Linked DNA regions of Homo sapiens: region 1 is linked to region 2. Evidence: read pairs that join two places in POLR2A ChIA-PET (ENCODE). Cell type or tissue: GM12878. All regions are shown on one strand. Links, peaks and the distances in the headings refer to the core of each region. The heading gives the core; the rest is flanking DNA. Region 1 overlaps CHD2 (chromodomain helicase DNA binding protein 2). Region 2 has its middle 23 kb from the start of CHASERR.

Evidence for each region. ChIA-PET counts read pairs that join two places held together with the same protein. Peaks named below come from ENCODE experiments on the same cell type or tissue, not always from the same donor. Only the 100,000 strongest peaks of a DNase experiment are listed, where the experiment ranks them.
Region 1: POLR2A ChIA-PET joins it to region 2 with 5 read pairs; 2 of 35 experiments call an interaction of 5 or more read pairs at or near these places.

Annotation. Positions count from the first base shown.
Region 1 is chr15:92,970,268-92,986,273 of GRCh38, reverse strand. It overlaps CHD2 (chromodomain helicase DNA binding protein 2), which reads right to left. Exons shown (of 39, transcript NM_001271.4): 18 at 14,347-14,509; 19 at 13,857-14,009; 20 at 11,324-11,395; 21 at 7,891-8,040; 22 at 6,991-7,139; 23 at 5,363-5,459; 24 at 4,817-4,909; 25 at 1,774-1,944; 26 at 601-776. Among named protein-coding and RNA genes, the nearest start is that of MIR3175, 74 kb to the right of the region's middle. RefSeq lists an enhancer at 4,328-5,527. In GM12878, for the core only: no CTCF peak of the experiment used is centred there; a DNase peak (open chromatin) is centred at 6,824.
Region 2 is chr15:92,852,326-92,868,331 of GRCh38, reverse strand. No RefSeq gene overlaps it. Among named protein-coding and RNA genes, the nearest start is that of CHASERR, 23 kb to the left of the region's middle. In GM12878, for the core only: no CTCF peak of the experiment used is centred there; no DNase peak of the experiment used is centred there.

The DNA of each region.
Region 1 (16,006 bases), core at 4,872-9,871, 120 kb before region 2:
GCAACAATTTTAGATTTTTTTATGGAGGATAGAGACATTTGAATCAGATACCAAGAAATGTATAGTAATCACTCACATAGAAAGATGTCTAAAATGGATTTTAAATGGGATCGGGGAAAGCAAGGTGCTGAACAACATGCTGTACATACTACTTATAAATCAAAGCAAACCACTAGCAAACTGATGTCAGTACTAACACAGGTGGAAGTGGGATTGTGGCGGAGGGGAGAGGTAGTGAGGGTAGACTTATTTGTACCATTTTTATTTTTGATATTTCTTTTATATACAGATACATAAGTCTGTATATACATGTATGTCAATTATCTCCTTCCCCGAGCTGAACTTTGTGAAAATGTTCTGAATAACCAGAGAATAAGAGAGAAATAGAGAGATGAACAACAAATAAAAGTGATCTCAACAGAAAGAAACCTTGGAGAAGGAAGGATCATCCTACAGATCTGGGACAGGACCCAGCTTCTCTTTCCTTTTTTGTAGGTATTAGCCTCTGCCTACCCTGTCACGATGTCCAGGATCCAGTCAACCCAAGACTTACAGTACGCACTTTCAAACAAGCTCAGTGAGAACAGAGCCTCCACCAACCTTCGGATCTCTGCATCAGTAAATCCCTCCACGAGGTCCTTCCGCACACTCCTCGGACGCCCTCTGCGCTTTGGCTTCTTGTCATCATCAGAGTCTTCCGTTTCACTCTCAGAAGCAGAGGATCTCTGGGCCTGCCTCTTAGACTCAGTGTCAGAGTCACTGTCATTTGTCTGAGCCTGAGAAAGATCGAGGCAAAGTCACACTGTAACAAGTGCGAAGTTCAAGTGGTGAAAGGACTAAGAGAAGGCCATCTTAATTCTTTAGTATTCAGAACTTCTCACCATATCAGACAAGTCAATTTTCCTTTGACAAATAAGGGGAGACAGGTCTTGGAGAAATACCCACTTAGGACAGTCATACTTTCAGAGACATTGTAATATAACGATAAGTGAACTGGATTAAAAATATATGAATATTTTTACAATATCCCATTATAAAACAGGTTCATGTTTACTCCTTTGGGCAAGTAATTTTACTCTTTGTGCCTTTATTTTCTCATTTGAAAAATGAAGACAATAGTACCTATAACAGATGGTTTTCAGTAAGTTAAAGCACTTAGAAGTATGCCTAGCACATTGTAAGGGCTCAATAAATGGTAGCTAGTGTTACCTCATACTGATTTACTGTGACCTTGAACAAATCTGTGTCTATTACCTCCAACAAAATGGGTAAAAAAACTTGTTCTACCTATTTCAATGTTGTTACAAAAATCAAATTAGATAGTGTCTGTGATGGAGCTTTGTGAACTGTCAAGTTGGTATATGTTTCTTATTTATAGTTATATAATCCTTTACTAAGTATTTATATCAAGTGCTGTGAACTGTTATGGACAAACAGAGGTGTGACTTTCTGAAAGTTGAAGGCAGTGGCAATTAACAGCCAAACTGTGAGGACTACTCAAAGGCAAAATGCAAACTTCTGGAAATTTCAGACCCTGTTTATCAGCTTCACAAAGAGCCAATTTGCAAAGACCAAATCCGATGTCTCACAGGTGTGCTCAGGAGCTCTGCAGATTTCTCCACTTTCCTTTGTTAAGTTTCCTACAGTATCAACTCTGCTCCTGAAGCCTCTGTGTCAGGGGAACAATGCAAGGCCTCTTCTTTGAATAATCAACACTTCTGTAGCATTCACAACATAAGAAATAATTTCATATCTTTCATCTCACTTGATCACCTTTTTAGTGGAACTCCGAATTCGAGGCAGCATATAAATTTCTTCTAGCTCCTTCTGCCGCTCTTCCTCCTCTACTTTTTTCCTTTGTTCCTCTGGAATGATCTCATCCCAGTCCTTGTGAGGACGCTCTTCTAGCTCTTCTTCATCTTCCATTGTTGCAAAGTTGGCAACCTTAAAACAGACAACCCATTGTCTGACATTTCCCTATTTCTAAACACCATCTACTAAAACAATTTATCCAGTGTTTTTATCTAAGTAGACACTGTGAATAATAGGACTTTTGTGATATTACATAATCAGATAATCAATTTTCTATTAATTTTTCCTTTATACCCCCAAAAATCAACTTGTCAAGTCCTCAAGTTCATCACATCATAAATTTTACTGAAAAGCAGAGAAACAGCTACAAAGATACAAATTGTTTTTATAAGTTTTATTGAATGAGCTGTTATAAATCATATACATGTTCTAATAAATATAATACTAATGATAAAATTTAGATTTATTTAGATTTTAAAATGCTTAATACCTAATACTCCATGATGAACTTACATTTCTATAAGTTGTATAGAGTTCATTTGAAACAATGCATAACTCAAAGCACTCATTATCATCTAGCCAACTGGTTGCTTTATTCATTTTTATCAAAAATATGAAAGTTAAAGATGTGTGGTGATTTCATATGCTCACAAGTGCACTTTAGTCTTAGGAAATAAAATGAAAACATAAAACAGAAAAAATTTAAATAAATCTAGAAGAATATTCTCTTCATTTCTTATCAAATATTATTTAATATCCGATATGTATTTGTACTAAAACAGTAGGTATCCCAGAAAGAAAGCCATCTAAGTGTATCCATTTCAAAGAACCAGAGGAGGAGTACACAGAAACATCTACCACCTCTGGACAGCATCTGAGCAGTGGCAGGCAGCCCCCAGCCTGGCTCCGCATTCTTCTTATTCCCTCCCTCCTAGCCTTTGAGACAGTCATAAGGTATAAATGAGCTTCTGGAGGCTCCATTCCTTGGAGCCAACAGTGAAGTCAAGTTAAGACTCTTACTTTATGACTTTTGGCTAAAATTAACTAAAATTAAGATTGATGTAAATATGCACATACGTTAGTGGTTCATGCAGTAAGGAATTTAACTTTTCCAAAAGGGACATCGTGGTTAAAGGCCAGACTCTGGCCCTTAACTTAAGATAGTGCTTGAAACACAGTAAGAGTTACACAAGTGCAGGTTTTTATTGCTGAAGAAAGGAGCAGCAGTCACAGAGGTGGAACTGAGCTGAAACAGTGCAATGGACTGAATGTTTATGTTCTTCCCAAAAGTCATAGGATGAAATCCTAACTCCCAATGTAAGGTGTTAGGAGGTCATGAGGGTAGAGCCCTCATAATAGGATTACTGCCCTTATAAAAGGGACCCCCAGAGAGCTCTCTAGCTTCTCTCTCTCTACCATGGGAAGATAAGAAAAGTCAGCAGTCTGCAACCTGAGAGCCTCCACCAGAACCTGACCATGTTGGCACCCTGATCTCAAACTTCAAATCTTCAGAACTGTGAGAAATACATTTCTATTGTTTATAAACCACCCAGTCTACGGTATTTTACTGCAGGAGCCCAAACCGACTATGACGAACACTAATAAATCACCTTCCCCCTTCTCTACCCCATCCTCTGCATCCTAACCCATTAATCTAGGGCTCTCTGGCCCACTCAATTCCATCCTTGTTCTTCCATTGAAACAACTTCTACCAGTGGCCAGCTTTGGAGCTAATCACACAATATTGCTTCCTTCCAAACACTTCACACAATTTCCCCTAATTCAATTCAATCCTAATGGGCATACTACACTTAGCCATCATTGTAATCATCAGGTCTCTCTTGCTTCTCTACCTCCATGGAATCAACCCATGGTCAATCCTTCCTTCCAAGCTGTCACATGAATCTTGAAAACCTTTGCTATTTTGACTTTCCTGTGCCTCCCAAGCCAATCTCCCACCTTGGGATAGCCAACTGATCCAATTTCTCTGACCTCAAAAGTATTGCTGGAGAAAGTCATATGACCCTGCTGACTGGCTCCACGGCAAAGCTGTATCATCTCAATTCAGCTGACTCCCTATCAGGTTCCTCCCAACAACTTTCTGCCTCATCCATGGCTGTCCCAAATCTTTTCCACTTCTCAAGCAAACACCTCACTTACTTTACTAGTCATTAAGAGCATAAATTAAACTCCCACAGCATCTCTTTCCTCCTCTTCCCTAAAGTGTACTTGTCCTTTTTCTTTCCAAGGCCAAGTCTTCCATCTGTGCTTTTGACTGTATCCCTTCCAGTCTCCTCTGGGGCAATGTGCCATCAAATCATTTCCTTCCTGAGAACCTTCAATATCTCCCTATACTCAAGTTCTTTCCTCAAACTAGAAACATGGTAACATCTTTCAAAAACCTTGTCTTGCTTCAACCTTCTAGCCATATAATTTAGCATCCCTGTACTCTTTCACTAAGCTTTTTAATAACATTGATACTCTGTGCTGCCACCTCCTATTCGTCTGGTGCCCAACTTTTGTGTTTAGTCCTCATTTCATGTAATTTTCTGTTATATGAGACACCACTGACACCTCTTTCTCTCACTTACCAAACAAAAAACAAACTAAAATCTCACCAAGTCATCAGAACCTTCTAATTGTCATCTACTCTTTTCCTATCTTTGACCTCTCTTTGGCATCTGATCTATTGACGTGTCCCACAGTGCTCCACACGTCCTGGTTCTACACTCTGTCCTGGCTCTCTACCTAGCCCTCTCTTCAGTGATTTCTTTTCCGCCACACACTGACTCTACATAGGATAGCCCACTTCAGTGATTACCTTCGTGCGGACTGTAGAACCTACATTCACAACATACTCACAATTCAGAGAACAATATTGAGGATATGACTCAATTCAGGTAAAGAGAAAAGCAGAGCGCCTAGCACAAAGAAAGCGTTCATAAACATTAGTCATCATTAATGAATCAATGCTGAGAACTCTCTCCCACAAAGATCTTCATACCTTAAACTGTGATAGAAGTTCATCTGTTGCACTTGTTGACACTTCATTCTCTCTCGTTTCAGCCAACCGCAAAATTTCATCTATATCCATTTCCTAAAAGAACAAAAGCCAACACGAATAGAATAAAATGGCAACAGATGAGTTGCCTAGTTGCCCAGAAATTATTCGTATTTACTAAAAATGTTTGGTGCAAATAAACCAATTCTCCTTTCTGATATTTCATTTACTTTCAGTTTCAACTCTACATCTTTTACATCTAATGTCTCAAACTATAATTTATACAAATGACAAGGTGAAACTTCAAAAATTAAAACGAACAGAAATGGGAGAAAAAAACAACCCAAAAAAGTATACTCGAATGCTTTATTAATTCCTTCCTACTCAATTTGGTAAGAGCTATGAGATTCCTACGAAAGAAAAACACACTGTCCTTCAAGTAATTACTTTTTCTTTACAAAAGCCTCTAACAGAATCTTCTTACAGAAAAGTTAGACTCTCACAGATCATACTTCTCAAAAAAATTTCCCTCTCCTCATTGTTAATTACCTGAGGTTCTGATTCCTCCCCTTCCAGTTCTTTGAAGAGATCCTCTGCTCCAAATTTCAAAATAGCTGTCAGCTCTTCTTTATTAAAAGGATTTGAGCTGTGGAAGTAAAATGTAGTTGTTAGAAACATCAAATAACCTCTAAAGTGTTCTACTTCAGAATAACTATCCTTCAGAAAGAGGTCAAGTTAACTGCTGAAAATATAAACTCTGCCTCAAGAAAAATGATTTCTCAAACATCGCATTTTCTATCTACAGGATGAGTCTGTGATGGTAACCCTAAACCAGCAGAATAGAAAATTAGTTACAGTCCTACTGGTTCACCTATTGCATGGGTAAGCCAGAAAGGTGACTAGCAATGTTATAGAATGGAGCTCTTTCCTTTGGCCTTTTACTCAGAAAGTTATAATTCACCAAGAATTTTCAACCTTCTCAACCCCGGTCCAAAATAAAAGAGCTAGGCTTTTCTCATCTAGCTTCCTCTTAAACAGAAAACTATCTGAAAACATTTTATTTAGGAAGGGCTAATTTGAATACACCTTTAACATAGCTGCAGCGGGCACAATGGCTCACACCTATAATCCCAGCACTTTGAGGGGCTGAGGTGGGCCTATCACTTGAGGTCAGGAGTTTGAGACCAGTCTGGCCAACATGGAAAAACCCTGTCTCTACTAAAAAAAAAAAAAAAAAAGAAAAAAAAAATTAGCTAGGTGTGGTGGTGCACACCTGTAGTCCCAGCTACTCGGGAGGCTGAGGCACAAGAATCACTTCAACCTAGGAGACAGAGGTTGCAATGAGCCAAGATCGTGCCAGCGCACTCCAACCTGGGCGACCGAGCGAGACTCCATCTCAAAAACAAACAAACAAACAAACAAAAAACATAGCTGAAACACCACCACAGAAGACACTCAACAATCTGCTCAAAATGTAAACTTATTTTTATTATTATTTTGATATCATTATTATCTTGATAATATTGATATTATTATTTTGATATTATTATTATTATTATCGGTCGCCCAGGCTGGACTGCAGTGGCACAATCTCGGCTCACTGTAAGCTCCACTTCCCGGGTTCACGCCATTCTCCTGCCTCAGCCTCCCAAGTAGCTGAGACTACAGGCGCCTGCCACCATGCCTGGCTAATTAAACTTTATAGGAGATGTAGCTGTGCCTCTTCCCAAAGCCAATTAAAACTTCATTACTTTCTTTTTACACCCTTCTGGAAGCACAACAATCTCCACACAAACATTTTTGCCAATAGTAAAAAAAAAAAACAGCTGCCAATCCAATCTGGATTCTCACTGCAGAAAAGTCAAAGGTGACATTATGCTAGGCTGACACCCAACACACAACTCCACTGCTGTTGCTGTGTCATATGTCACATGAGCAGCCAAAAGCAAAGGTAAGGGAGAGGGCAAGAAAGAGAGGAAAACACATAAGAAGGGGGGTGATGGGCAAAAAAAGGAACCAAGAAACTCAAAGTGAAAATGCTATCCTATTTGTGGTTCTGGCCTGGCATCTTCCAGGTAATGAACAGACTAATGTCTGTGGTAGAAAATCCTATTATATCCAACAGTGATGTAGAATCAATTTGATTCTGCCTACCTCCCAATCTTCCTGGCACTTACTTGGACCTTCCTGAGTTGTTTTCCAGGATCGTCCGGCCAGTGGTGTCCATGCGCTGAATCACCAGATGATCTAATACCATCTTCTTTTTGGCCCGTTCTATGATCTCCTCCTCCACAGTCCCCTTTGTAACTAAGCGGTAAATATTTACCTGTAGGAAAAGGAACTGTTATGCTTATGCCTGAACCACCCCCCAACCCCCCCAAAAAAAGAGAGAAGGATTAGCTCTGTCAAAACCCAAGAGGGGAAAATTTTAACAGAATTTATTCTCTAACCATAGAAGACTGTAAGCCATCCAAGCAGGCAGCTTAAGTAGATGCAATACTTTTACTATGTGCAGCAGGTTACAGTCTTAAATAAAATTGCCTCTAAAGATCTGTCGTTATGGCCTGTTCCATCAATAAAAATCGTGCTTCAGTGATGGAAAGTTCCACAAAAACAGAATCTTTGGCCAAGAATGAAACTTACGGGTTATCCAATATAGAACAGACTTTAAGATTCATAAACAAAAAAGTGTGTGGTTTTCCAAAGTACCTTTAAAGCTAACACTGTCATGTATAATAAAAACAAACCATCTTGAACAATAGGATATTTAACTTTTCCATACTAAAATAGAGAAAATGTTCAGTTCTAAGTCTATTCATCATATATCTCTCTCAAGATAAACACATAGAAGGTCGCTGATGTTGTACTTTTCAAACAGAGAAAAAGAAAAGTTCCTTAATAGGTTCATCTTGGGCCCAAAGACAACATCTCTGTGCTAGTTAACAAACAGAAATCAATGCTTCAGGGGAAATAAAAGCAAAACAGGGAAAAAGCATTTTATTAACATCCTGAAAGGGCTGAACAAGCCCCCTGGCCCCCAACCCTAAAGCAATTTCCAGAAGCCTCTCCATACTGACCTGCTTCTTTTGACCAATTCTATGCGCTCGGGCTTGTGCCTGCAAGTCATTCTGGGGGTTCCAGTCAGAGTCAAAGATGACGACTGTGTCCGCTGAAGCCAAATTGATTCCCAGGCCACCAGCCCTTGTCGAGAGCAGGAAACAGAAGTCCTGTACACAATGCAATATACTACTTTATGCAGTGGCCTTCTCAGAAACAGTTTCACAGTCCAATAAGCCCTTACACCTGGAAACCCCTGCAGGTGTGAAGAAAAGTGAGATATGATGGACAAACTTTATGGAGGCTAAAAGAATGTCAGGGACTTGATGGTAGAATGAATTTTCATTTGATTAAGAGGCAAAGTCAGTGCCATGAACAGGAGTAGAGTAGACTCTAATAAGGCAATGGGAGTGAGAGAATTAGTGCTACCTCCCGGCTACAACTAATATACAAGAAGTTAACAGCAACAATAATAAAAACAGACAAACAATTATCATGGAGATCATTAACTCCAGGAAGTCACCTGTATAATTATTTTTAGGGAAAAGGTAGATTATGCCATGTAAGTCAGTTAGTATAAACAGAGATACTTTATTATATAAATATTTATGTTTGTTAGGCTGGCGAGAAATATAGAAACACTGCACTAAAGAGATCATATATGGTAAGTGTTGAGAACCACAGGATCCTCAATTACCACAAAACATGCCAAAATTATAAAAAAATCAAAACAGGTTTGGCTGGAGAGCGATGTGTGGAACCACCCAGGCACTGACACTGCAGTATCCACAGCAATGACAGTAGACACTGGGCAAGCACAGCACACCTGCCTGCGTCTGAGTGCTCAGAAAAATATGGGGGCAGGAGAAAAAGAATAAAATATATAAGCCGGGGGGAAAAGGTGAAATATTTCTATTTTCAGGGAATTTAATCATATATGTCAAAAGCTGATGCCTTTGTAGCAGAGAGAAGCAGCATTGAAAAACTGGTAGTCCTGAGTTCCATCTTGATAAATGGGTATATTTAGCATACACATAGAGATGCAATGAAAAGGTCTCCATGTTCTAATAGTCACATTCAACAACATTATGCCATAGAAATAAAAATGGAGACAGCTGCTTCACAAGAATTTTAATTAAACAATTCCAATAAAGAAGTGATCAACAGGAGTGTCCAGGCACATAATCTGTGATTCTTAAGAGAAATATTAAGCACCACCACACTCCAAAGAGAAGTCTAAAGATAAACAGTGGACAATTTAAGATGAGATATCTAAAACAAATGAAATCTGGAGTCAAAAAGATCCTATCAACCAACAATCTGCTATATCACTCTTTAGCAAGGATAACGTGGATTATAATATGTCGTCTGCATCTATGATCAAGTTGAAAAAGGTTAAAAAATTATAAAACTCAATGCCACTAACGGTAAGGTAGTTAAATAAATAAATGGTACAAGCATAAGAAAAATTTAGAAATTTAAAAAAAAAATTTTTTTTTTTTTTTGAGACAGGGTCTCATTCTGTCACCCAGGCTGGAGTGCAGTGGGGCAATCCTGGCTCACTGCAGCCTCAAACTCCTGGTCTCAAGGGATCCTCCTGCCTGTCTCCTGAACAGCTGGAACTACAAGCACACAATACTATGCACGGCTCATTTTTTAATTTTTTGTAGAGATAGGGTCTTGCTATGGGCCTAGAAATTAAATTTTGTAAAATCTTTAATAACATGGGGAAACTTTTTTTTTTTTTTTTGGTAGAGACAGGTCTCACTATGTTGACCAGGCTGGTCTCAAACTCCTGGTCTCAAGTGATCCTCCCCCATCTTGGCCTCCCAAAGTGCTAAGATTACAGGTGTGAGCCACTATGCGCGCCTAGCCTCAAAGTATAATTTTGAAGGGAACAAAACTGTATGCAACATGATCCGAATTAGGTAAACATATAAATGGTTCCATCTAGTAGGAATGGAAATACACCCCAAAGACGTGAACAGCAAGTTGTGTCTAGAATGAGGGGTACAATTGTTTTTTTCTTTGTATTCTTTACCATCTTCCCAATATTCTAAGTAAGCATATAATATTTTGTCCCACAATAAATATTTAGTTTTTTAAAGGAATTTTTAAAATACTGCAGAAATGGTAGAGAACTTGTGTTCTATATAGCCATCATAGTGAGTGGGAATCAACTGAGAGCTATGCAAAAAGCAATTTTTTTTTTCCCCTGAGACAGGGCAATATGAAACATTCGACTCATACTATTTTTTAAACTAAGAGTGGAGAACACAAAACCAATTTCAACCAACACTACATGATAAAAATAGCAGATATTTAGAGCGCTTACTATGCACTGGGCAATGTGATCAGTGCTTTATGTTGATTACCAAATTTAATCCTCAGAGCAATATTATGAAGTGGGGTATCAGAATCATTGTGATTTTACAGCTGAGGAAACAAGGAGCAAGGAAAGGAGGAATGGGAATTAGTTGATGACCGATGTCTTTAATTATTCCATTCCTCTTATCCTTAATGAACGAGAGCCTTGGCTCTGAATAGATTAATGCCCCAAGCCCCTCAAGAAGTAAATGTTTAGACTACAGAAGTAGCCAGAATACTAGTCTAACTAGGATTTCTACACTCTAAAGGCAGACAGCAGAGCATTCTGTAGTAACAGGCACAGGCATCAAGAGTTTTTAAAGCTCTTCAGAAAGCTAAGTCTGTTCTATCTGTTTAAAAAAAAAAAAAAGTAGTGGCTCAGGCTCCAGAAATTAGCATTCTCTGTGAAACACTTCTACTTCAGGTTGTCTCCACTGCTTCCTTTAGCTCTACACATTATTACAGTTTTATTCACACCAAAACTTTTCTCTCCCACTTCTCTCAAATCCCATGGCATCTGATGATTTGATATGCACAAACTACAATGTTGTCATACCTTCTATTTCATCCTAAGTAGCTCTTCTATATGTGCCCCCCAAACAAAATACTTCATAATGCCAAATCCAAGCTCGACACTGATTGTAAAATGTTGCTGTTAGCGAGAGCAAGAACATTAAGCCACACTGTATCAGAAGTCCAACAAATTTGAGACATGGCAAATATATTTTTCAGGACTTAGTCACCAAAAGAGTACAGAGATCAGAACCTTCTTATATTAATTCTATTGCCCAACTCTCCCCTACTCCTGCCTTACTGCTCTTCCACGCCCAAGGATTTGGTATCTGGAAGCTACCAGGAGAACCACTCTGTTGTCAACCCAGAACAGGGGAGATAAATAAGCACATATTTATTTTTCTGGAGTGACAACAAAACACCATCTTTTATATGAGAGATTTCTCATTTTCTTCTCAAGGCAAAAGAATTGCACTATAAATTGTTTCTGAAACAGAATACATTAAGCGAGAGAGACTTTCCCCTTGATGCAGAGCCCAAGTTGCTCAAATAACAAAGCCATGCATAGTATACCTCAGACCCATCTGCATTGAAGTGGTCCAGTGCCTGTTTTCGGATTTCTCCCTTGATGGAACCATCCAGACGCTGTAAAAATAAACCACAAGAAAACTGTAAGATAGGAAGATCAGCTACACTCAGAATAGAACAGCAGACTTGGAACCTTTATCACCTGAACACCCACTGAGTAAAAATAACTGCAAAGCACTGGCAAAGCGCTATGAAGAAGCTGTGCTTAAGAAGCACACCCTACCCTACTCGACCTGAGCTCTCCAGTTACAGACTCAAGGTTACAAGCTTCTGATTCAAAGGGCTGTCCAGGTTTAGCCAAGGATCAGAATGGCTGCCAGGACCTAAAAGGAGAAAGACGAAAACCCAACCTGTGCTTGGAGGCTGGGTTTACTTCTGTTTCTGTAGGTACTGCAGAGATTAGGAAATAGGACCACGGGTCACCCAATAATAAGCTCCTGCAGAAAAATGATGCTTCTTAGCTAATGTGGCTAAAACTATCACTTAAAGTGTCACACAAACCAAAAATTTATTTATATAATAATTTTGTTTGAAAAACATTTTGCTGAATCATTGAAAATGTTAAAATTGATCATATATCCCAGCTTTGCCAAAAATTACACTCTGAAATCATAGTAAAGTGTTCAAGCAGCTAAACTACATGAGAATTCAAGAAAGCCCCTGGCATTTATTAGCATACACAATTCCTTTATTAGAACATATGTCAGTTCTACATGCAATACAATGTCACCATAGAGAAACCATTGACACATAAAATACTAAAGAATTATCACCTGCATGCTGTACATTTTATAAAGCATTTCTTACTCTTTAAAATCATTTTTGCATTTCATCCCCTCACAATCACCACTTGAGATGAACAAAATACTTCATTTTACAGAAGGCAAAACTAACCTGAAAGGTGACTTGGCTGGCAGCAGACTCTGTGGAAGGGCCTACATACCCAGAACTCTGCCCACCAGACCTAACTCAAGTCAACTGACAGGTGAGGAGTCCCTTACTTCTTTCTCACTGACTACTCTACTCAGAGCCTTAAACCGAAGACGTATTCAATGGGAGATTCAGAGCCTTTACTTGAAATCAGAAAACCTAATGCCGCCTTTTAATATTCCCATTAGTAGAGGGCATTAATTATCTAAAAGTCACTGACCAAGCTTATCTATTCCCTAGAGAGAAAAACGATGCATTCTTGATTTACTTGGTATCACGGGATTTCCTAGGAATGAAAGCTCATAGGGATTCGATTCACTGACAGAGAAGTGACTTTTTGCAATAGGCTGTTTCTTGATAACAAGCACAGCCTTAAGCTATATTCTAAGACAGCAACTGAAAGACCATATAAGATATTATGGATATAACAATGCCTTTCAGGGTATTTTGAAAGATAATCAATCTGATAGTCTCAAAGGTGGGCCTTCTTAGGAGATAATCATTGGTCCAAGTTTCTTCAATCCCAACATAATTATGTGAGTTGGTAGAAGAGTTCATCCATTCAAAGTTTTAAAAAAAATGTAATAAATCTTAAAAATCAAAGCACTATAAACATGCCAAGAGACAAGGTAAATTGCGTATATGTCTATGTGTCTATAAATAGATCAGAGAATAAGTTTCTACTAGATTATATACACCTAGAAAAATGTTACTATGCGGAAGAAATTTTCCCCATAGGAGATAACTGTGTGAAGACAGTAACTCCAGTTAAGGAACTCCACAGAAAATAGGGGAAGCCATCATCACTTACTTCAGGGAGTAGCAAGGTTTTAAGTAGCAGTGTTCTGCTATGTTCCCAGCCTCACAGCCAGGGTCAACTTTTGGGGGGAATGTCTGATACTGCCCTCTCCTTCTAGGATTTGGGCTCCTGGAATTGAGCTCACACTTACTTCCTCTCTACTTTCACCATACACATGCAATAAGATGCCATCTGACATCCTTTTTTTATCTTGCCCCGTTTGACTTTCTCTAATCCTCCCCACCCACCTTCAAAAAAAGAATCGTCTCCTCATGACCACTTTCATATGGTAGCCTAAAGGCATGCAAGTAAAAATTAAGACCCTCCTGGAATCTTTTTTTTTTTTTTTTTTTTTTGAGACGGAGTCTCGCTCTGTCGCCCAGGCTGGAGTGCAGTGGCGGGATCTCGGCTCACTGCAAGCTCCGCCTCCCGGGTTCACGCCATTCTCCTGCCTCAGCCTCCCAAGTAGCTGGGACTACAGGCGCCCGCCACTACGCCCGGCTAATTTTTTGTATTTTTAGTAGAGACGGGGTTTCACCGTTTTAGCCGGGATGGTCTTGATCTCCTGACCTCGTGATCCGCCCGCCTCGGCCTCCCAAAGTGCTGGGATTACAGGCGTGAGCCACCGCGCCCGGCCCCCTGGAATCTTAACCTTAACTTCTTTGAAACAAGAAAACTCTTACTTCCTACTTTAACAAGCAAAGCATACAACCCAGTGTAGGAAGGTTGGGGAGGGGAGGCGGAGAGAGAGATTGATTCCCCCCACAGCAATTACTGAAATCACCTTACCTGGAAAGGATAGTGTTTAATAGTTAGGTATTCAGCCAGGATATCCAACATTCTCACCATCTGAGAGAAGATAAGCACTCGATTCCCCCTTTCTCGAAGTCTTGTCAACAGTTTGTCTAATAAAATCAACTTCCCACTGCTCCTTATGAGGGACTGAAGATTTAAAAGACATTCCAATAATTATGTTGAAACACAAATTTTAATCTTCCCTAATCTCTACAAATCCATATTTTAAAAATCATCTTAAAGCTTTCTGAAGCCCTTAGCAACCTGCTTGACCAGCAATTCCCGAAATGTTCTTTTTCCCAGTATCTGTTGATACTATACTTTACTTTCCAAATCATTCTTAGTTACCTTTTCTCTCCCATTTTTAAAGCTTCCTTTGATGATCCTTGATAGGTCACCAACAAGGAAATAGAGCATTCTGATGAAAAGCACCTAGAGAAACTAAGCGTTTTTTTTGAGAAAGTAATTATGAGGAACTACCTACCAGAAGAATCTCCTGTCCATTTTCCCTTTCATTTTCTTCAGGGGGTTTAATCAGATAGCAGTGGTTGCAACATTTTTTCAGTTCCATCACAATATTAAGAAAACCAGATGTGCTGCCTCTTGTTCCTTTGGCAAGAGCCTTGTAATTCCTGGTCAGAATCCACCTGCAAATTAAAATGATAATGATACTACTAGATACAAAAAAACAGAAAGTTGTAGGTACCAGAAGAGTATAAGAGATAGTAGTAGTATTGTGGAGAAAAAAAGAGGCCTAAAAAAGTTTAAGAAGCAAAGAATATTTTCTTTTGTATCTCCTGCCATCTAATCATACATCTTTCACATCTCCAGTCAGAATTAGGAATGTTAAAGATTCTGCTGGATATTTCAACCTCACTGAACACAGGAATACTAGAAGAAAACAACTCTCTCTACATATACACAACACACACATATGCTTTACATATATACACACACACACATACATACATACATTTTACATATTTACACACATGTACTTTATACATATTTAAGTGTGTGTGTGTACACAAAGGCTGAGAATCCTAAATGTGAAAATCTAAAATGTTCCAAAATGGCACTCAAAACTTTCTGAGTGCCAGTATGACGCTCAAAGGAAATTCTCATTAGAGCATTTTACAGTTCTGATTTCCAGATTTGGAATGCTTAACTAGTAAGTATAAAGCAAATATCCCAAAATCTGAAATACTTCTGGTCCCCAAGCATTTTTGATAAGAGACTCAACCTGTGTGTGCATGTGTGAATGGAAAATGACTGTCACTGAAACACTCTTCACTGAAATATAAAAATTGGAAATAAGCTAACATTATGAGGTTAAATAAATGTAAATATACCATAAAATAGAGGCTACATACCCATTTTAACATTGTAAAAGAGTATTTTATCTGACAAAATAACTTATCAGTATGTTTTCTACCCAAATTTGGAGGAGAAATACAGATATATTCATGTATACCCATGTATATTCCTTAACCACAAACTCCAAAATAGTAAAAGTACATTTTTTCCTGAGTGGCGCAATTTCTTCATGCTTCTCTTAGAAATCACACTTTAGGAATCTATCTCAAGGTCTTCACTCCAGAACTATTTATAAAAGTAGGTAAAACAATCTAAGTGCCTACCACAAGGAAACTGGTTGAATAAACCATACTATATAACCTCAATGGAACACTATGCATCATAAAGGCCTATCTCTATAAGCTACTATGGGGTGCTCTTCAGCCATGTATCATTAAGGAAAAAAGGAAGGCAGAGAAAAGTGTATACGGTATGCTACCACTTACCTAAGAGAAAGGAGGATATTCAAAGTTAAAATGCATTTGCTTTTATTTAATAATTAAAAGTTAAAGGAAGGATAAGCATTAAAATGTTAAAAAATAATAATAATTATGGGCCAGGTGCGGTGGCTCACACCTGTTAATCCCAGCACTTTGGGAGGCCGAAGGGGGCAGATCACCTGAGGTTGGGAGTTCGAGACCAGCCTGACCAACATGATGAAACTCCATCTCTACTAAAACTACAAAATTAGCTGGGCGTACTGGTGCATGCCTGTAATCCCAGCTAGTCGGGAGGCTGAGGCAGGAGAATCACTTGAACCTGGGAGGCGGAGGTTGAGGTGAGCTGAG
Region 2 (16,006 bases), core at 4,384-9,383:
ATCACTTGGGTCCAGGTGTTCGAGATCAGCCTGGCCAACATGGCGAAACCCCATCTCTACTAAAAATACAAAAACTTATCCCAGCCTGGTGGTGTGCACCTGTGGTTCCAGCTATTCATGGAGATCTGAGGCAGGAGGATCACTTGAGCCCAGGAGGTCAAGGCTGCTGTGAGCCCTGATTGCGCCACGGTGCTGCACCCTGGACGACAGAGTGAGACCCTGTCTCAAAAAATATAAGTAAGGCCGGGCGCAGTGGCTCACGCCTGTAATCCCAGCACTTTGGGAGGCCGAGGCTGGCAGATCACAAGGTCAGGAGTCTGAGACCCACCTGACCAACATGGCAAAATCCCTTCTGTACTAAAAATACAAAAATTAGCCTGGCGTGGTGGCACGCGCCTGTAATCCCAGCTACTCGGGAGGCTGAGGCAGGAGAATCACTTGAACCCAGGAGGCGGAGGTTACAGTGAGCCGAGATCACCCCATTGCACTCCAGCCTGGGCTACAGAGCGAGACTCCATCTCAAAAAATAATAATAATAATAAATAAATAAAATTAAAATGTGATACTTTGTTCATCAGAGATATATTGACATTATTTTAACCTTTAAAAATATTACATGGAAATATTATTTGTTTTGATTATTGAGTTTTTTGGTGCCTCAGTTGCTTCATCCTAACCCCAGCCCTGCTAGTATCTATAGAATCTGAGAAAGGGGACTGGTAACCAGGAGCTTTGGCTCTGACTTCAGCTCTGCCATTTACAAGCTTAGAGACTTGGACTCCCCGAGCCTCACCTTCACAACTCTCCCAGTCTCACAATATGGATGATTATATCTGCCCCATTCTTTGCAGGGCAGTTAAATATGAGGGTCAAATGAGATAATGTAGGAAAGAACATTTTTAAAAGAACATTTTGCTATATATGCAAAAGGAGATAATAATTAGCAATAGTTTTTCTTCCAGCTCACTCTTTGAGCAGGGATTAGCAAATCTAGCTTGATCTGTGAGCTCCTGAATCAGACAGGATGGTAACGTTCACAAACCAGAAACCCTGGGACAACCAACACACCCAGATCTATGCAGCTCCACGGTACTGACTGACGCTGGAGCAAGTCTATGCTAGCACAGTGGCCCCGACCACTACTTCCACCTCTCTGGGACACAGAAATGGGATATATACCCGAAGAGAGAGAGAGAGAGAGAGAGAGAGAGAGAGATTATATTATAGCTGATATATTTCTTAGATCCTGAACCCTCTAAATCTCATGTTGAATTGCAATCCCCAGTTTTGGAGATGGGGCTTGGTGGGAGGTGATTGAATCATGGGGGTGGATCTCTCATGATTTGGTGCTGTCCTTGCAATGGTGAGTGAGTTCTCAGGAGATCTGGTTGTTTAGAAGTGTGTGGTACCTCTCCCCCAACTCTCCCTCTTCTTCCTGCTCTGACCTTGTGATGGGGCCACTCCCGCTTCACATTCCACCATGAATAAAAGCTCCTTGAGGCCTCCCCAGACGCCAGCCAGATGCTGGTGCCATGATTGTACAGCCTGCAGAACTGTGAGCCAATTAAACTTCTTTTCTTTCTAAATTACCCAGTCTCATGTATTCCTTTATAGCAAGGCAAGTATGGCCTAACACAATATCCTTTACAAGGTTTTTATGACCTGGCCGGGTGCACTGGCTCACAAAGGAGGCCGAGGTGGGCAGATCATTTGAGGCCAGGAGTTCGAGACCAGCAGGGTCAACATGGTGAAACCCTGTCTTTACTAAAAATACAAAAATTAGGCAGGTGTGGTGATGGGTGCCTGTAATCCCAGCTACTCAGAAGGCTGAGGCAGGAAAATCACTTGAACCTGGGAAGTGAAGGCTGCAGTGAGCCGAGATCATGCCACTGCACTCCAGCCTGGGTGACACCGAGAGATTCTGTCTCAAATAAACAAACAAACACACAAACAAAGTTTATATGACCAGTGAGCTCAGCTGATGTATTTTAGGCCTGAATTAACTATTCCCAGATTGTAGGCTTTTGCCCAGGAAAAAAGCATAACTTTAAGTGGGCCAACACCTCCTCCATTTGTTTCTTAACAATTGCATTACTTTTGTGTAATCATTATACTCACACCATATCAAGTTTTAAAGTACAGATCGTGGGCTGGGCACGGTGGCTCATGCCTGTAATCCCAGCACTTTGGGAGGCTGAGGTGGGTGCATCACCTGAGGTTAGGGATTCGAGACCAGCATGGCCAACATGGCGAAACCCCATCTCTATTAAAAATACAAAAATTAGCCAGGTATGGTAGCACATGCCTATAATCCCAGCTACTTAGGAGGCTGAGGCAGGAAAATCACTTGAGACAGAAGTTGCAGTGAGCCGAGATCATGCCAGTGAGCCAAGATCACTCTTGGTGACAGAGTGAGACTCCATCTCTAAAAAAAATAAAATAAAATAAAATAATAAATAATTTTATGTATTAATAAAATTAATACATAAATTTAATAAAATGAAGTATAGATTGTGGACTGGTAATTAAGGGTCCTCCTAAAGCCTTCTTGTAGCATTAATTTACTTGTTTCTTGCACAATTAGGTAATTTATTTGTGACATTTCACTGGTGTTTCATTAAAGCAGTGTTATTCTTTGCGGTGCCTCACACCTGTAATCCCAGCACTTTGGGAGGCCGAGGAGGGCAGATCACAAGGTCAGGAGATCGAGACGATCCTGGCTAACACGGTGAAACCCCATCTCTACTAAAAATACAAAAAAATTAGCTGGGCATGGTGGGGGGCACCTGTAGTCCCAGCTACTCGGGAGGCTGAAGCAGGAAAATGGCATGAACCCGGGAGGCAGAGCTTGCAGTGAGCCAAGACTGAGCCACCGCACTCCAGCCTGGGTGACAGAACAAAATTCCGTCTCAAAAGAAAAAGAAAAAAAAAAAAAACAGTGTTATTCTTGTTACCTATTTTAGGTATTTCTTTTCTTGTTGTTGTAGCAGTTAAGATCAGCGATGGTAAAAAGTTTACTTTTGGAGGCAATCTGGTTTTGCTTCTTTGGTTTATTTAAAATGACCAAAGGTTTTCAAAGTTTATGAACCAGGGTTCCAAAACCTTTTCTAATATTTGGAGAAAGTTTTAAACTGCATATGTGGAGCGTAATATAATTCTTTTCAACTTTCCTGTGTTGATATTTTTTCACCCTAGAATTTTGGGGTTTGTTTTTGCTGCTTTCATAAGCAGGTGCCATATACAATGCAAAATGAAAGGATCACTGAGGCCGGGGACAGTGGCTCATACCTGTAATCCCAGCACTTTGGGAGGCTGAGGCGGGTAGATCACTTGAGGTCAGGAGTCCAAGAACAGCCTGACCAAGATGGTGAAACCCCGTCTGTACTAAAAATACAAAAATTAGCCAGGCATGGCGGTGCGTGCTTGTTAGCCCAGCTACTTGAGAGGAAGATTGCTTGAACCCAGGAGGCTGAGTTTGCAGTGAGGCAAACTCAGCCTCGGTGACAGAGTGAGACTCTGTCTCATCATTGAGGTAACATACTTTGTGATTATGGTCCAAAGTACCTGCATCAGTCAGTGCCTGCTCCACATTGCCTTTATTTTTTTAATTTTAATTTTTATTTTTGGAGACAGGGTCTTGCTGTGTCACCCAGGCTTGAATGCAGTGATGTGATCACAGCTCACTGCACACATTGTCTTTAAAACAAAGACTGCCTGCTCCAACGTGAGGTCAGCTTTTTCCCTACCCTCTGTCTCAAGAGTGAAAGAACACAGTTGTCAAAGACATACACTTTGTATATACCTTTATTCTCACCTTATTTCAGTGTATGTCATTACCAGTTTGCATGTCTGTAGTGGGTATTTGAGGCATTGGCCACTCAAGCATCCATTCACTTGAATTTGCTATAGGGAAAATCCTGCCTCTTTGGAGACTGTTCAGTGACAGTCATATTTCCCCACTTTATGCCAGCACATGAATCAAAGTTAGCCACTCAGTCATCCCTCCCTCTCTCTCCCTTCTTTCAGTTGAATCTTACTATGCTTTTAATGTCTGTAGGATCTGTACTGATGACACATCTTTCATTTATATTTTCTCATCTATTTTATGGATCAGTCTAGCCAGGGCTTTATCAACTTTGTTGATCTTCTCAAGGTTCCAAATTTAACTTTGTTAATTGTCTCTCTTGTTTGTTTTCTATTTCATTGATTACTACTCCATCCTTATTATTTTCTTCCTTCTACATACCTCCTTAGGTTGACATTGTTCTTAAGACAGAAACTTCAGTCATTAATTTTAATTTTAGGCCATTCTTCGTCTTCTTTCCATTTTCTTTTCTTTTTTTTTTTTTTTTTTTTTTTTGAGACGAAGTCTCCCACTGTCGCCTGGGCTGGAGTGCAGTGGCATGGTGGCATGATCTCAGCTCACTGCAGCCTCTGCCTCCCGCATTCAAGTGATTCTCCTGCCTCAGCCTCCCAAGTAGCTGGGATTACAGGCACCTGCCACCATGTCCACCTAATTTTTTGTATCTTTAGTAGAGACAGGGTTTCACTATGTTGGCCAGGCTGGTCTCAAACTCCTGACCTCGTGATCCTTCTGCCTCAGCCTCCCAAAGTGCTGGGATTACAGGTGTGAGCCACCACACCCAGCTAAAATTCAGCCTTTTTTTTTTTTTTTTTTTTTTTGAGATGGAGTCTCACTCTGTCACCCAGGCTAGATGGAGTGCAGTGGCATGATCTCGGCTCACTGCAACTTCTGCCTCCTGGGTTCTAGAGATTCTCATGACTCAGCATCCTAAGTAGCTGGGACTACAGGCAAGCACCACCATGCCCAGCTAATTTTTTAATTTTTAGCAGAGATGGAGTTTTGCCATGTTGGCAAGACTGGTCTCAAACTCCTGACCTCAAGTGATCTGCCCACCTTGGCCTCCCAAAGTACTGGGATTATAGACGTGAGCCACCGTGCCTGGCTTTAGGCCTTTCTTCTTTTTTAATGTAATCACTTAAAGCTATAAATTTCCCTGTGAGTACTACTTTGAATGCATCCTATAATTTTTTTTTTTTTTTTTTTTTTTTTTGTAGAGACAGGGTCTCAATATGTTGCCCAGGCTGGTCTCAAACTCCTGGACTCAAGTGATACTCCCATCTTGGCCACCTAAAGTTCTGCGATTATAAATATGAGCCATCACACCCAGCCCTATATTTTTTATATGCTGTATTTATTATTATTCAGTTTGAAATATTTTTAACCACACTTTTGGTTCCTTCTCTGACCTATGAATTAGTTAGAAATATGTCATTTAATTTCCAAACATTTGCAGTTTTCCAAGATATATTATTGTTACTAATATCTAATTTAATTCCATACGGTCACAGAATGCATTCTATATTATTTCAATAATTTCAGTTATTGACACTGTTTTGTGGCCCGCATATATCTAACTTGGTGAATGTACCCACGTGTACTTGAAAATGACGTATATTATAGAGTTGTTAGATACAGTGTTCTACAAATAAATATTAGGTCAAGGAGGTTGAAAATGATATTCAGGTCATCTACGTCTTTGTTGATTAATTGCTGAGAGAGTGTGTTTAAAAAACTCTCCAACTGCCCGGGAGCAGTGGTTGCCTGTAAAATCAGCACTTTGGGAGGGCAAGACGGTTGGATCATGAGGTCAGGAGATCGAGACCATCCTGGCTAACATGGTGAAACCCTGTCTCTACTAAAAATACAAAAAATTAGCCGGGCGTGATGGGGGGTGCCTGTAGTCCCAGCTACTCGGGAGGCTGAGGCAGAAGAATGGCGTGAACCCGGGAGGCGGAGCTTGCAGTGAGCCAAGATCGTGCCACTGCACTCCAGCCTGGGCGACTGAGCTGGACTCCATCTCAAAAAAAAAAAAAAACCCTCCAACTATAGGCCAGGCGTGGTGGCTCACGTCTGTAATCCCAGCACTTTGGGAGGCTGAAGTGGGTGGATCACCTAAGGTCAGGAGTTCGAGACCAGCCTGGCTAACATGGTGAAACCCCACCTCTACTAAAAACATACAAAAAATTAGCTGGGCATGGTGGTGCACATCTGTAGTCCCAGCTACTCAGGAGGCTGAACCAGGAGAATTGCTTGAACCCTGGAGGCAGAGGTTGCAGTGAGCCAAGATCATACCACTGCACTCCAGCCTGGGTGACAGAGCAAGACTCCATCTCAGAAAACAAAACAACAAGAACAACAACAACAAAAAAAAACAACTCTAATTGTGGAATGATCTACTTTTCTCTGTCAATTTTTGTTTCATGAGTCTTGAGGATGTGTTACTAGGCACATACACATTATTGTTATACCTTCCTGATGAATTGACTCTTTTGTCATTTAAAGTGTTCATCTTTTCCTTGAAATTTTTTGCTGACGTAGTTGTGATATTTGTCCCCTCCAAATCTCATGTGAAAATGTCATTCTCAATGTTGGAGGTGAGGCCTAGTGGGAGATGTTTTGGTCATAGGGGAGGATCCCTCACAAATGGGTATGTGCCCTCCCCACAATAATGAGTGAGTCTTTGCTCTATTAGTTCATCCAAGAGCTGGTTGTTTAAAGAGGTGTGGCATTCCAGCCAGGCCAACATGGTGAAAAACCATCTCTACTAAAAATACCAAAACTAGCTGGGCATGGTGGCACATGCCTGTAATCCCAGCTACTTGGGAGGCTGAGGCAGAAGAATTGCTTGAACCTGGGAGGTAGTAGCTATAGCTACTGCTGAACACACAGATGTTATTTGTGTTTTTTGGCCAGGCACGGTGGCTCATCCCTGTAATCCCAGCACTTTAGGAGGCTGAGGCGAGCAGATCACCTGACGTCAGGAGTTCGAGACCAGCCTGACCAACATGGAGAAACCCTGTCTCTACTAAAAATACAAAATTAGCCAGGCATGGTGGCATGTGGCTGTAATCCCAGCTACTTGGGAGGCTTAGGCAGGAGAACCGCTTGAACCTGGGAGGTGGAGGTTGCAGTGAGCCAAGATCGCACCATTGCACTCCAACCTGGCAACAAGAGCAAAAACCCATCTCAAACAACAACAACAAAAAATTAGCCAGGCATGGTGGCATATGCGTGTAATCCCAGCTACTCGGGAGGCTGAGGCAGAAGAATCGCTTGAACCCAGGAGGCAGTAGCTATAGATACTGCTGAACACACAGATGTTGTGTTTTCATGTAGAGGACATCTGGGGCTGGAATAGGTGTCACCTCTTGGTGGCTGAATTAGACCTTATGTATATAAAGCTCCGATACATTTATCCTGAATGTTTAGTGCCTTTTATATATTTAGCATCTTCTATGTCTCATTCATATTTAGTGTATTAAATATTTAATATTCAGGTAACTGATAAATATTAAGTACCTTTTGGCCTTTCTATTCTTTTCTATATATGTTGAACACATACATACATGCTGCATTTCCTTTTTTTTTTTTTTTTTTTTTTTTGAGACAGATTCTTGCTGTGTTGCCCAGGCTGGAGTGCAGTGGCGCAATCTCGGTTCACTGCAGGCTCCCCCTCTCAGGTTCAAGCAATCTCCTGCCTCAGGCTCCTAAGTAGCTGGGATAATAGGTGTGCACCACCACACCCAGCTAATTTTTGTGTTCTTAGTAGGGATGAAGTTTCACCATGTTGGCCAGGCTGGTCTTGAACTCCTGACCTCAGGTTATCTGCCTACCTTGGCCCCTCAAAGTGCTGGGATTACAGGCGTGAGCCACCGCGCTTGGCCACACCAGCTAAATTCTTAAGTTTTTTGTAGAGATGGAGGAATCTTGCTATGTTGCCTGGCCTGGTCTCGAACTCCCAAACACAAGCAATCCTCCCACCTCAGCCTCCCAAAGTGATGGGATTACAGATGTGAGCCACCATGCCTAGCCAACTGTATATCTTTTACCAAATTTGAGAAGCCGTTGTTTGTTCAAATATTTTTTTCTACCCTCTTTAAAACATTTCCTTCCTCATACCAACCTGGGTGACACAGTAAAACTCTGTCTCAAAAAATGAAAATAAAATAAAAAATTTCCTTCCTTTTGGGACTCCAATTACCTGTATTTAGACTTATTGATACTGTCCTACAGTTTCCTTTTTTATTTTTTGGTCTTTATTATTCAGATTGCATACTCTATTGTTATATCTTCAAGTTACCTGACTCTGTCATCTTCATCCTACTATTAACCCCATTCAGTGAATTTTTCATTTATTTATTTAAATTTTTTTGAGATAGAATCTCACTCTGTCACCCAGGCTGTAGTGTAGAAACATTTTCAATTATAAAATTTCTTCCAGCTCTTTTTCATACGTCTCTGATGAGATTTTCTATGTGTTCATTCATTCCAAATATGGTTTCCTTTACTTAATGGAACATGGTTACATGGGCTGCTATAAGGCTCTTGTCTGAAAATTCCAACATGTGGAGTCACTCAGAATTGTTCTCTATTGATGACTTTTTCGGTGAGAATGGATTGCATTTTCCTGGTTCTTCATATATTGAGTGATTGTTATTGTATCTCGGAATTTATGATGTTATTTTGTGGAGACCCTGGTTTTACCTCCCCAGAGATTACTGTTCATTTTGTTTTAGCTGGCACTTACCTTGGAGATATTCAAACTGCAAATTCCGACTTGCCCACAGTGGGCAGTAGTTCAAGTCTCACTTCTGTTCTTTTAGCCATAAATGCAAGTTGCTTTGAATCTGTTTCACTTGAGTATGGTTCAAGAGTCAGCCTAAGACTTGGGCTAAGTGTACATAGATTTTGGAGCTCCCTTTTTCTAACTCCTTCCGGTCTGAGATTCCCCCTTCATTTTCTGATGGCCATGGTGGCCCTGGGATTTGTCCCCTGGTTCCTTGGCCCAAAAAGTTGGTAGGCTTTCCACTGAAGTTACAACTACCCTATTCCACAAAATGACAGTCTTTCTTCTGGCCAAAATCACACACAAAAAGGGAAACCCACCTTGAATCAGTTCCTTTAAGTTTCAACTCCTCTCCAAAATCTGACTAATTTGTTAACTCTCCAGAAACACTGGTTGGTTTCTTTTGCATTTTGCCCATCATCTATAGTGATCTTGGTGGGGGGACAGTCTGTTAGGCTCTTACTCTGCTATAGTGGAAGTGGAATTCTCTTTCTGTTGAATTTTTTTCATTGACAAAAAATTCTGTATATTTATGGGCGGGGTGCAGTGGCTCATGCCTGCAATCCCAGCAGTTTAGGAGGCCGAGGCCGGCGGATCACAAGGTCATGAGTTCGAGACCAGCCTGGCCAATATGGTGAAACCCTGTCTCTACTAAGAAAATTAGTGGGGGTGTGGTGGCGTGCCTGTAGTCCCAGCTACTCGGGAGGCTGAGGCAGAAGAATCACTTGAACCTGGGAGGTGGAGGTTGCAGTGAGCCGAGCTCATGCCATTGCACTCCAGCCTGGGTGACGGAGCCAGACTCTGTTTCAAAAAAACAAAAAAATTCTATATATTTATGGTGTACATGATGTTTTGTTATAGGTATACACTGTGAGATTGCTAAACCAAGCTAATTACCATATTCATCACTTCACATATTTATATTTATGTGGTGAGAACATTTAAAATTTACTCTTTTAGCAACTTTCAAGTATACAATACGTTGATATTAATTATAGTCACCCTGTTGTACAATAAATCTTCGAGAATTAGTCCCTCTGTCTAACTGAAATTTTCTATCCTTCGACCAACATCTCTTTAATCCCCTACCTCACCCCAGTTGAATGCTGAGCAGATATCTAAATGATTGAAAAGAGCTGTAATTAATTCATCCCAGAAACAATGTTCTGAGGAAATGGAGCTCCAGACTCCCAGCACCTCCACATTCTTGTCTTTTTAGAGTCTGGACCTTCAGGCTTCCCTTGGATCAGGTGCATTCCTACATATTCTTTCTTTCCTTCTTTCTTTATTTTTTTCTGTTTTCCTTTTTTTTTTTTGAGACAGAGTCTCGCTCTGTCGCCCAGGCTGGAGTGCAGTGGTGCAATCTCCGCACACTGAAAGCTCCACCTCCCGGGTTCACGCCATTCCCCTGCCTCAGCCTCCCGAATAGCTGGGACTACAGGCGCCCGCCACCACGCCCGGGTAATTTTTTGTATTTTTAGTAGAGACGGGGTTTCATCCTGTTAGCCAGGATGGTCTTGGTCTCCTGACCTTGTGATCCGCCCGCCTCGGCCTCCCAAAGTGCTGAGATTACGTGAGCCACCGCGCCCGGCCTTTTTATTTTTCTTTCTTTTTTGAGATGGAGTTTCCATCTTGTCACCCAGGCTGGTGTGCGATGGTGCGATCTCGGCTCACGGCAACCTCCGCCTCCCGGGTTCAAGCGATTCTCCTGCCTCAGCCTCCGGAGTAGCTGTGATTACAAGCATGCACCACCACGTCCTGCTAATTTTGCATTTTTAGTAGAGATGGGGTTTCTCCATGTTGGTCAGGCTGGTTTTTTGTTTTTTGTTTTTTTTGTTTGGCAGAGTCTCGCTCTGTCGCCCAGGCTGGAGTGCAGTGGCGCTATCTCAGCTCACTGCAAGCTCAGCCTCCTGGGTTCATGCCATTCTCCTGCCTCAGCCTCCCGAGTAGCTGGGACTACAGGCACCCGCCACCATGCCTGGCTAATTTTTTTGTATTTTTTTAGTAGAGACAGGGTTTCACCGTGTTAGCGAGGATGGTCTTGATCTCCTGACCTCGTGATCCACCCACCTCGGCCTCCTAAAGTGCTGGGATTACAGGCGTGAGCCACCATGCCTGGCGATATTCTTTCAATAAATCCCTTTTTTGGTTTCCAACCATAGCAGGTTTCTGTTGCTTACAACCAGTGATATACTATCACACTTATCCGCCCAACTAGACTCTGAGCACTTTGAGGGCAGGTACTCTATCCTTTTGCTTTGGTGTTCTTTGACCCCTCAGCCTGGCTGCTTTCCTTTCCAGGCCACAAAGGCAGCCCCAACTGTGCAGAAGCACTGAGAATACAACACAAGTAGGTGACAAGAACCTTGCCCTAGAGAATCTGCCATCTAGATAAGGTAGCAAGATTGGCATTTACTAAATGACTGTGGCTAGTACAAAGCAGAATGTGATTCAGTATCGAAATTGGAGGCTCACTAATAAGGTCACTGTGGGGTCCAGAAGTAGAAAGATCAGGATGGGTTCCCTAGGACATTCTCTAGTGGAGTTTCTTAGAGAAGCTGTGAGGACCTGGGTGAGAAGAGGCAGATGATCTGCAGGGAGTAGCGGGGCTGCAATCAGTCTCCCTATACCATACTTTCAAAAAGTCAACTTTTTAAAGTTAATGTGTTGGCCGGGCGCGGTGACTCATGCCTGTAATCCCAGCACTTTGGGAGGCCGAGGCGGGTGGATCACCTGAGGTCCGGAGTTTGAGACCAGCCTGGCCAACATGGTGAAACCCCATCTCTACTAAAAATACAAAAACTAGCCAGGTGTGGTGGCACGTGCCTGTAACCCCAGCTACTCAGGAGGCTGAGGCAGGAGAATCACTTGAACCAGCGTGGGAGAGGTTGCAGTGAGCCGACATTCTGCCATTGCACTCCAGTCTGGGCAACAAGAGCAAAACTCCGTCTCAAAAAAAAAAAAAAATTATTGTCCCATCTCTCCCACTAAGTGCTTCATCTGCTATCTTAACCAATAACGTGACTCACAGATTTGTTAGACTCTTTTTCGTTTTCTTTTTTTGGAGACGGGGTCTTGTTCTGGTGCACAGGCTGGAGTGCAGTGGCACGATCTCGGCTCACTGCAACCTTTGCCTCTGGGGGAGCGGGGACTATAGGCGCGTGCCACCACGCCCGGCTATTTTTTTTGTATTTCAGTAGAGATGAGGTTTCACCATGTTGCCCAGGCTGGTCTCCAATTCCTGAGCTCAGGCAATCTGCCTGCCTCGGCCTTCCGAAGTGCTGGCATTACAGGCGTGAGCCACCACCCCTGACCATTTTTTTCCTTTTCATTTTACTCACCAATAAAAGAAGAAAGCCCAAGACATAGAGAAGGAAGAAAATAGGTACCCTGCCATGACCCTCAAGTTAGCTAATAAACTCCTATTAAAACAAAAACTAACAAACTACATAATACATAAAAGACAACTAGCTTTGCTTTTGACAGACAAACTATGTTTCGTACTGAGCTCAGTACACAGCATTTAAAAATTAACAGAACTATAAAAGTAGGGAAATCAGTACCTAACCTGTAGCCTGAGGCTGCAGGTCTTGAAGGTCAGAAAACATTATATGTGATTTAATCACATTTAAGGCTGAAGCTGATGGCACCGGCCAGCTATGTTAGACAGTGTTTGAAACTATGAAAAAGAAGGGCAGAATTCTAGGAGCTAGTATTTTCCTGTGTCCTTGGTAGGCAGGACTGCAGGGAAGTTGCTCAGTAAGAAAACAAGAAAGAGGCCTGCAGTTTGGAAGGAAAAACTGCAATGTTAGGTAGGAATTACAGCTAAGTTTTACTGCTATATAGAAATTTAGCAGGGCTGTAATTTTAACCCCCTCTTCACCAAGAGCCTCCAGTGTAGTCTGTTTATGCACATAAATAATAAGGAGAAAAGGAATTGCTTTAGCACAGTTAACTTTATACCTAACTATTAATATTATATAAAATAAAGCATAGGAAAGAAAGTTCCTTTAAGTAGCACTTTAACTCTTCTTTCTTCTCAACCTCCCTGTTCAGTTTGTTCAAATCTTTAGTTGTAAATGTTACAGGTACTGACCATGGGAACCGTTCTTGCAAACTGGTTCCATGGCTGAATAAAAATACTGTGGCTGGGCCGGGCGCGGTGGCTCACACCTGTAATCCCAGCACTTTGGGAGGCCGAGGTGGGCGGATCACGAGGTCAGCAGATCGAGACCATCCTGGCTAACACAGTGAAACCCCGTCTCTACTAAAAATACAAAAACAAAATTAGCTGGGCATGGTGGTGGGCGCCTGTAGTCCCAGCTACTCGGGAGGCTGAGGCAGGAGAATTGTGTGAACCCGGGAGGCGGAGCTTGCAGTGAGCCGAGATCGCGCCACTGCACTCCAGCCTGGGCGACAGAGCGAGACTCTGTCTCAAAACAAAACAAAACAAAACAAAAAATACTGTGGCTGGCCAGGCACGGTGGCTCATGCCTGTAATCCCATTACTTTCGGAGGCCGAGGTGGGCAGATCACGAGGTCAGGAGATCAAGAGCATCCTGGCCAACATGGTGAAACCATGTCTCTACTAAAAATACAAAAATTAGCTGGGTGTGGTGGTGCATGCCAATAGTCCCAGCTACTCAAAAGGCTGAGGCAGGAGAATTGCTTGAACCCAGGAGGTGGAGGTTGCAGTGAGCAGAGATTGCGCCACTGTACTCCAGCCTGGCGGCAGAGTGAGACTCTGTCTCAAAAACAAAACAACAATAACAACAAACAACAAAAACAAAAAACCATGGCCTCCAAAAAGGAAGCAGAAGAGAGGTCTGGAGATGAGAAAGTCCTGTTGGGTCTTGGTTTCCAAGAGCAGGGGTAGGTTTTTAAAAACCAGAGGAGGAAGAATAGAAGTGTTGGTGTGTGGCTGAGCAGCCCCTCTTTCCCTTGATGAAGAATCAAGAGGACTAATGTCCTAAGCCTGGGAGAGTGAAGAAAAAAAAAAAGGAACGACGTGGGTTAATGGATGTGCTAACTAACTTGATCATGGTAATCATTTCACAATGTGTATGTCTATCAAATCATCATGTTGTACACTTTAGATTATATATTTGTCAGTTATATCTCAATAAAGCTGAAAACAACAACAACAACAAAAACAGCCCAAGGCTGGGTGCGGTGGCTCATGCCTGTAATCCCAGCATTTTGGGAGGTTAAGGCAGGCATATTGCTTGAGCCCAGGAGTTCAAGACCAGCCTTGACAACATAGGGAGACCACATTTCCTCAAAAAATAAGGAAAGTAGCCAGGCGTGGTGGCCTGTGTCTGTAGTTCCGGCTACTCAGGAGGCTGAGGTGGGAGGATCTTGAGCCCAGGAGTTCGAGGCTGCAGTGAGCCATGATTGTGCTACTGCACTTCGGCCTGGGCAACAGAGCTAAGGATGGAGGTAGATCTCTTAGGTTCTGGAAGGAGACCACACTTTCATGACTAGGAAGAACCTAGGGTCATTCCAAAGCCTTAAATTTGGGGGAATTTAGCTCTCCTGTGTAACTGGACAATTGGACATTTGCAGTGCTATTTTGTGAGCATGAGTGCATTCTATGAACCAGGCATATACAAATGGTGACTGGCCTTCCTGATCATTCTTCAAGTGGCAACTGGACTCTCTAGGGAGATAATTTTCCCAGGATCAACACAGAGGGTCAAATCAAGCAAACCAAATAGAGCATTTCCCCCCAAGGTGACGTAGACATATGAGGAAGGTCCATCTGTGACACTAGAAGACATATGTGCCACAACTGCTTTGTATGAAACCGTATCTGCTTTTTTCACTAATTGTGGTAAAATACACACAACATAAAATTTACCATCTTCACCATTTTTAAGTGTACACTTCAGTGGCATGAAGTACATTCACACTGTTGTGCCACTGCGTATCCGCTTGGTTTTTTGTTTTTGTTTTTGTTTTTGTTTTTGTTTTGAGACAGAGTCTTGCTCTGCTGTCCAGGTGGAGTGCAGCGGTGTGATCATTATGGGAGGGAGAGGGAAAGAGAGCAAAGAACAGAGGTGGAATGGTGGAACCCAGGTGATGTTTCTGCAGTTTAGCTTTGAGAGAGATGAAGCCGAGTTAAGACAAGAGGGTTGATTCAAAACAAAATCAGGGTGGAAGTGATTCCTCTCTGCGGAAGAGGGGCTTTTTATAAGACAACCGGAAGGCAAGTTGTCGGTGTCTTGCTGGTACTGCTTCAACGGAGCACATGGAGATTGTTCCTGTGGAGCACATAGACCAGAGAAGAGGGCTGCGGGAGCTCCACGGGAGGCAGGGGCTCCGTTGGCTGAGCTGCCCGGGGAGCTTGAAATGCAATTATTATGCAAAGAAAATATTTGTTGTAAATGGAAATTTTTTGTAAAAAATTCACTAAAAGCAGTATGTAGTTTATCTAATTAGGTAATAAAAAATTTCTAAAGGTATACACCCGCTTTGAAAAGCTCTACAAATATTTTTCCTCGTCCCCTTTCTGTAAGATTGTCAGTAATGTTATTCTATTTTAAGATCATAAATATCCAAACTGAAGTGACTTCCTGTTTCTGGTATCAAACTAGCTTTCAAACTAGTCACCAAAATTCCTTCCTTGTATTTTAAAAGATAGCAGGATAGGAAATTTCCAAAGTAGCTTTGAATGATTCAACTTACCTTTGGTGCCCAGGCTTGGTGGCTCAAGCTAGAAATCCCAGTGATTTGGGAGGCCGAGGCAGGCAGATCACTTGAGCCCAGGAATTTGAGACCAGCCTGGGCAACATGGCGAAACCTCATGTCGATAAAAAAATAATAATAATAGGTCGGGCACGGTGGCTCACGCCTGTAATCCCAGCACTTTGGGAGGCCGAGGCGGGTGGATCATGAGGTCAGGAGATAGAGACCAACCTGGCTAACACAGTGAAACCCCGCCTCTACTAAAAATACAAAAAAAATTAGCCAGGTGTGGTGGCTGCCGCCTGTAGTCCCAGCTACTCGGGAGGCTGAGGCAGGAGAATGGCGTGAACCCAGGAGGCAGAGCTTGCAGTGAGCCGAGATTGCGCCACTGCACTCCAGCCTGGGGGACAGAGCGAAACTCCATCTCAAAAAAAACAAATAATAATAATAATAATAAAGCTTTTTTTGTTTTGTATTTTTTTTGAGATGGAGTCTTGCTCTGTCACCCAGGCTGGAGTGCAGTAGTGTGATCTTGGCTCATTGCAATCTCCACCTCCCGGATCCATGCCATTCTCCTGCCTCAGCCTCCCGAGTAGCTGGGACTACAGGCGCCCGCCACCACGCCCGGCTAATTTTTTGTATTTTTAGTAGAGACGGGGCTTCACCGT